Linked DNA regions of Homo sapiens: region 1 is linked to region 2. Evidence: chromatin contacts called from ENCODE Hi-C data. All regions are on one chromosome and are shown on one strand. Each heading gives the region's core, a stretch centred on a gene start or an enhancer-like site at or near the end of the contact. The rest is flanking DNA. Distances are from core to core; before and after follow the strand shown. Region 1 has its middle 140 kb from the start of NAMA. Region 2 has its middle 91 kb from the start of NAMA.

Region 1 (2,747 bases), core at 51-2,550, 50 kb after region 2:
GAGGCCGAGGCAGGAGAATTGCTTGAATCCGGGAGGCAGAGGTCGCAGTGAGCCGAAGTCATGCCATTGCACTCCTTCCTGGGCAACAAGAGTGAGACTCCATCTCAAAATAAATAAATAAAAATAAAATAAAATAAAATAAATTTGAAATTGGGGACATGGAAATAAGAGAGGTGGCAGTGACTCCTTGAGACTGTGTCATAAGCTGACTCTGACACTAAGAAAGACAGTATGACTAGACAGTGACCCCAGGAGTCTAGGGCTGAGATCAGGAACACATGACGCTGAGCTGCCCAGCAGGAAGGGAAGTAGAGCTCTAATGATACCACAGCTGTGCCATTTAACACACACTACTAGCTGTGACACTCCTAGGCCAATTCTAGTAGATAATTCTGCTTCCAACAAATAACCTGAAACAAAAATAATAATAAAAAAATTAAACCTATGCTCAATGATGTGATAGCAACATTAGCACATCCAAATTTTTTTTTAACTACAGGGTCCTATATTCTGGGCCTCTCAACCTTTTTCCTTGCAGCCCCAGGCCTTACCTGGTCATCCCAGGACACTGACATTTTGGATACTGAGGACCCATCGATATGCCATGGCTGGGAAGCTTTGCTGGTGGAAAGAACACTGGATTTAGAAACAGAAGACCTGAGCTCCATTTCTGATTGCTGTTACTAGCTGTGTAACTTTGCACAAATCACTTAAATTTTTGGGTCCTGTTGTTGCATCTATGAAATGCAAATTCTAAAAAATTCAAAGGACTAATCTTATGAAGAAGGCAGTATCATCCGCCATGCTACAGGTGAGAAAACTGTGGCCATGGAATTAATAAGGAAAAAAACACCAAGACAATGTAAGAGTCCACAGATTACGCTGCTAGTGTCTCTACACCATGATTTCTTGAGATAGTCTCAAGTGAGGAGGAAAAGGAGTACTCCAGAGCTTCTCAGAGCTGTGAGAAGCCCAGGCAGGGGTGTGAGTAGAGAGGGAAGAGAATGGCAATGGAGTACTGCTTAGCTATTTAACTCACTCACTCTAAATAGCTTAGCTACTTAGCCCACTCACTCTCACATCCTTCGGATTCACCCTAATAGCATCTAATGGGACAGAAGGCAGGTTCCTAAATCCCTGAGGGCTTCTGCAAGTGGGCATGCTTCATGAGCAGAACAAAAGGCTTGGTGTCCATTCAAGGGCGCCTTTGCTTCTCCATTAAATTCCTTTGACATTCGATGCACTGTGCGTTAATTAATTAATTAACGCACAGTGCATCAAAAGTTTCACATTAAACTTCCTCCGTTCAGCTCAGTTTTGAGGCCAAGGAGGCAAAAAATAACAGCTCCTGAAACCATTTTCTTTTTTTCAAGGTGCTTTTTGAGGAAGTTCACTTCACAACAAAGGAAGTAAAACAGAACCTTTGTCATGATCTTCTTTCCAGCTTTCCTGTAACCTTTGGGTCCAACCTCAGTGCCAGCCCTGCCCCCACCCCCACTCCTCTGACAGGTCTCTGTGACTGCCTCACCTCCTCTGGGAAGCCTTCCCTGACTACCACCACAGTGTCAGTGAGCTTCTCCACTCTTTCCATCCAAAGCACTGCAGCCTTTCCTCTGCAACACATCACATGCTTGTGCATGCTTTGGCTTCGTACTTATTGACTAAGTGCCTGCCTTCCCATGAGATTCTGAGCTTCATGAACACAGTGGCTGTATCTGTTTGGTTCACTGCTGAGCTCACAGAGCCTAGGTCAGTGCCTGGCATATGTGTTGGTCAAATCCCCCTGTTTGTTAGTTTTTCCTTCCTCTCCCCAACATCTGAGTCATCAACACCAAGAGCTGTTCACAGAACACCCACAGTGTGTGGCATTGCATTGGGTGACACAGAGCCCAGGAACACATCTTCAGTTCTAGAGTGAGCCAGTGCTAAGCCCAGAGGCAGCCATGGTGGCATGATGGAAAAAAACAGCACATTTGTGATGAGGAAACTGCAGCAGGGCATTCTGCTTTGAATCTCAGTTTCCCCATCTGTAAAATAGGAATACAAACACTTATCATGCCTATCTCGTGAAGCTATTCTGAAGATCACATAGAAAGATGAAAGAAGTTTATAAACTGTGAAACCCTGTACCACAAATGACAACTTTCATTGTTGTTTTTTATTGTGGTAAAACATACATAACATAAAATATACCACTGTAACCTCTTTTTTCTTTTTTCTTTTTTTTTTCTGAGACGGAGTCTCGCTCTGTCCCCCAGGCTGGAGTGTAGTGGTGTGATCTCAGCTCACTGCAATCTCCACCTCCCGGGTTCAAGCGATTCTCCTGTCTCAGACTCCTGAGTAGCTAGAATTACAGGCATGCGCCACCATGTCCGGCTAATTTTTGTATTTTTAGTAGAGATGGAGTTTCACCATGTTGGCCAGGGTGGTCTCGAACTCCTGACCTCATGATCCTCCCACCTCGGCCTCCAAAGTGTTGGGATTATAAGCGTGAGCCACCACACCCGGCCTGTAACCATTTTTGATTGTACAGTTTCGTGGCTTAAGTACATTCCCATTGTTGTGTAACCATCACCATCATCCCAACTGAATGTACAATTTTTATAAGCAGGATAAAAGGCAGGCAATTTTTCTTAAGCCCTCTTTTCTTAAGCAGTCCTTAGCCCTCCCTCTTCTCCAAGCCCCTTCACAGGCCTGTGGTCTTAGAGCTCTCATGGCCTGATGCCTTGTTTCATGCATGCAGAAAC
Region 2 (2,700 bases), core at 85-2,584:
GACTTCTGTGTATCACACGGAAGACTTCGTGGAAGAAGTGGCTTTCAGTGGCAAAAACTACAACTACTTTTGCACCAACCCAATAATTCCAAAGACGCACAAGTGAACTGGATGAAGATAAAGTGGCATGGGAGTATTCTGGTAGAGGAGGCAACTTGTCCAAAAGTGAGAGTTTCCTAGACTATGCCAAGAACTGCTTGGAATTCAGAGAGCCCAGAGCAAAGGATGGGGGAGAGGTGGGGGTGGAGTAGGGGGGCAGGCGGTGAGAGCTGAAGCTCAAGAGGCAGCCAAGACCATGCTCAGGGCGGTGGACCTCATCCAGAAGATAACAGGAGCCACTGAAATGTTTTAGGCAGAAAGATGGCCAGACTCACCTTTTACAAAGATCACCATGGCGAATGGCTTGGAGGGGGCAAGGCTGGGGGCAGGGAGACCTCACCTCTGAAAACTAATAAACAAATTTCAAAATAAACAAGATTTTCTTTTTCTGCTTCTCATCTGGCTGTTATTTATTCATTAACATTTACTGAGTATCCACTCAGTATCAGGCCCTATAGTAGGCACCAGAGGTAGAAAGAATAGGACATTGGCATTGCTATGGCGTGCCTGACCACCTTGCGCAGCTCTGTGCATGTGATGGGTTTGTTCAAGGGTGCTTGTCACTGGAACTTAAGCACATGGTACTCGCTATGAAAGGCACCACAAAACCTCCCGCTTAAGCTTTGGTTTTGATGAGAAGGCAGCACTCCCATCCCCCTTAATCCAATTAAAAGAGCTCTCCCTAGCTGTGAATGCCAGTCTGGCCACGCAAAAATCTCCTGGCCATAGAGCATGTCCCATTCCTCAGCCTGGCCTGGGCTGGTGGGCCAGTACTCCTCCCCTGAGCTGTTTCCATGGGCTGCTGGCCATACTCTGAAAAATGCACAGGTTGCCAAACTGTCAGCAAAAGCTTTAATGAATGGTTCTAATTACATTCAAGTAGCAGAGCCCACTGCCATTTTAATCAAATCTGGGCCTGGCAAGCTTTTTGGCAGGAATACAAGAGAAAGCCTCATGAAAATCCTGCCAAAACACTAATCACCTTTTATCCGAAATTTGCTTGATGGAGGCCTGGATGTAAAATGCTTAGGGGGAAGGAAAAAAAAAACCACCAACAACATTGTTTGGATATTTTAAGGAGCTTATTTTAGGGCTTGCCATAAATTATTCCATGTGGGGAGGAGAGAAAATTCCAAATCAGGAGTTGCCGGGTGACTTCCCTTCAGGAACACAGTCCTCACAGAGAGGGCGAACCCCTGCGGGCTGAGACCCAGGCACCGTCAGCCAGGTCCTGGCTCACACTCCACACCACCAGAGACATATCCACAAGGCCTGGTCTGAGACCTTCCCCACATCCAGCTTTGGGTTACAAAAGGCATCCAGCCCTGCTCTGTGTCTTCGCGTCATCTCAGACCTATATGCTGACCCTAACTGGAATTCATCCTACCTAAAGTTGGGTGGTAATTAATCTTTTTTTTTTTTTTCCAAAAGATGGCTTTCATAGTAACCACTGTGATTCTCAAAAAGGAAAGGGCTTTCTCTACAAAATCATTCAGAACAAGTGTACAGGCAATACAGGAAACTAAAACCCAGACAACTAGCAACTAGATTCTAGTCAGGGCAGAATAAATACACAGAAAGGAAAGGTTTGATGGCAAACCAGGTTCCTCTCCCCTGGGGCAGAACAAGAGGAGAAGGACTCAAATTGCAGCAAGAGGGAATTCATTTACAGATAAAAAAAAAAACTTCCTGACAATGAGGATAGACAGTGAATAGGGAACAGAGATAAGGGGTAAAATCTCCTTCACTTACTGACTCTAATCTCGGATACACTGTATCCCATCTCCAAAAGCTGGTTGCCCTCAGGTAACAAAACAAAGGTCTCTACCATCTGATTTTATTACCTTAAACACCTCAGCCATACTTCACCCAGTGGTTACCCCAAGCTAGTGGTTGGATTTTTTAACCTTAGATTGTATTTTCCACATATTTTTAATGTGGAAAAATAAAAAATAGTGAGATGTTTTTCCCCATAGTGAGGGCCCATAGTGAGATCTCTAAGAGCCCTGGGATACGAGGGATTCTGGGGTCCTTGAAAGTGTTTGACACATGCATTTCAAAGTTCCATTTTTAAATCCAGTCCCTGCCATTGACCTGAGACCTAGCTATAGGGCCTGAGGCTCAGGTTTTCAGTTTTTGTAACTTATAAACTGAAGATTAAAATACTTGCTCTGCCTATACTATAGAGTACTTCTAAGGATTCAATAAGATGGTGTATATAGAAGTGCCCTGCAAACATAAAGCCACTTTACAAATATTTGCTCTTTTTGAAATTTTAGTACAAATGTAGCTATAGAAGAGTCTGAAGTCTGAAGTTGAGTCTTGAATGCCACTCATTCACTGGCTACATGAACTTGACCTTTGTTTCCTCATGTGTAAAATGTGTATAGCATTGCCTCATAGACTTGTTGAGAGAACTAGGTGAGATAACAAATGTGAAAGCACTATGAAAAATAAAAGAGAAATATGATTACACCAGAACATGCACACTATGGGGCCCAAATTATACTTGTTGGATCCTGGAGATATGCCAGGAATTAAAAATTTATTCAAAGCCTGCAGCTTAATTTAAGGGGAATGAACATCTCAATGGACGTGAGG

Evidence for each region. A loop is a pair of places that touch in the nucleus more often than their neighbours do. Pooled maps may share reads with other maps.
Region 1: a pooled map shows a loop between it and region 2 (2.2-fold over the local background). The contact joins two enhancer-like sites. A Hi-C loop is called at or near these places in 2 of 168 maps with a recorded cell type or tissue (endothelial cell of hepatic sinusoid and posterior vena cava), 1 of 37 single-sample maps with no recorded cell type and 5 of 50 pooled maps.

What each region holds. Positions count from the first base shown.
Region 1 is chr9:99,515,016-99,517,762 of GRCh38, forward strand. No RefSeq gene overlaps it. Among named protein-coding and RNA genes, the nearest start is that of NAMA, 140 kb to the left of the region's middle. RefSeq lists an enhancer at 1,260-1,319. Within about 2 kb of position 1,301, at least 3 of the 41 ENCODE cell types and tissues checked have a DNase peak (open chromatin) inside an H3K27ac peak, as active enhancers do.
Region 2 is chr9:99,464,527-99,467,226 of GRCh38, forward strand. No RefSeq gene overlaps it. Among named protein-coding and RNA genes, the nearest start is that of NAMA, 91 kb to the left of the region's middle. Within about 2 kb of position 1,335, at least 3 of the 41 ENCODE cell types and tissues checked have a DNase peak (open chromatin) inside an H3K27ac peak, as active enhancers do.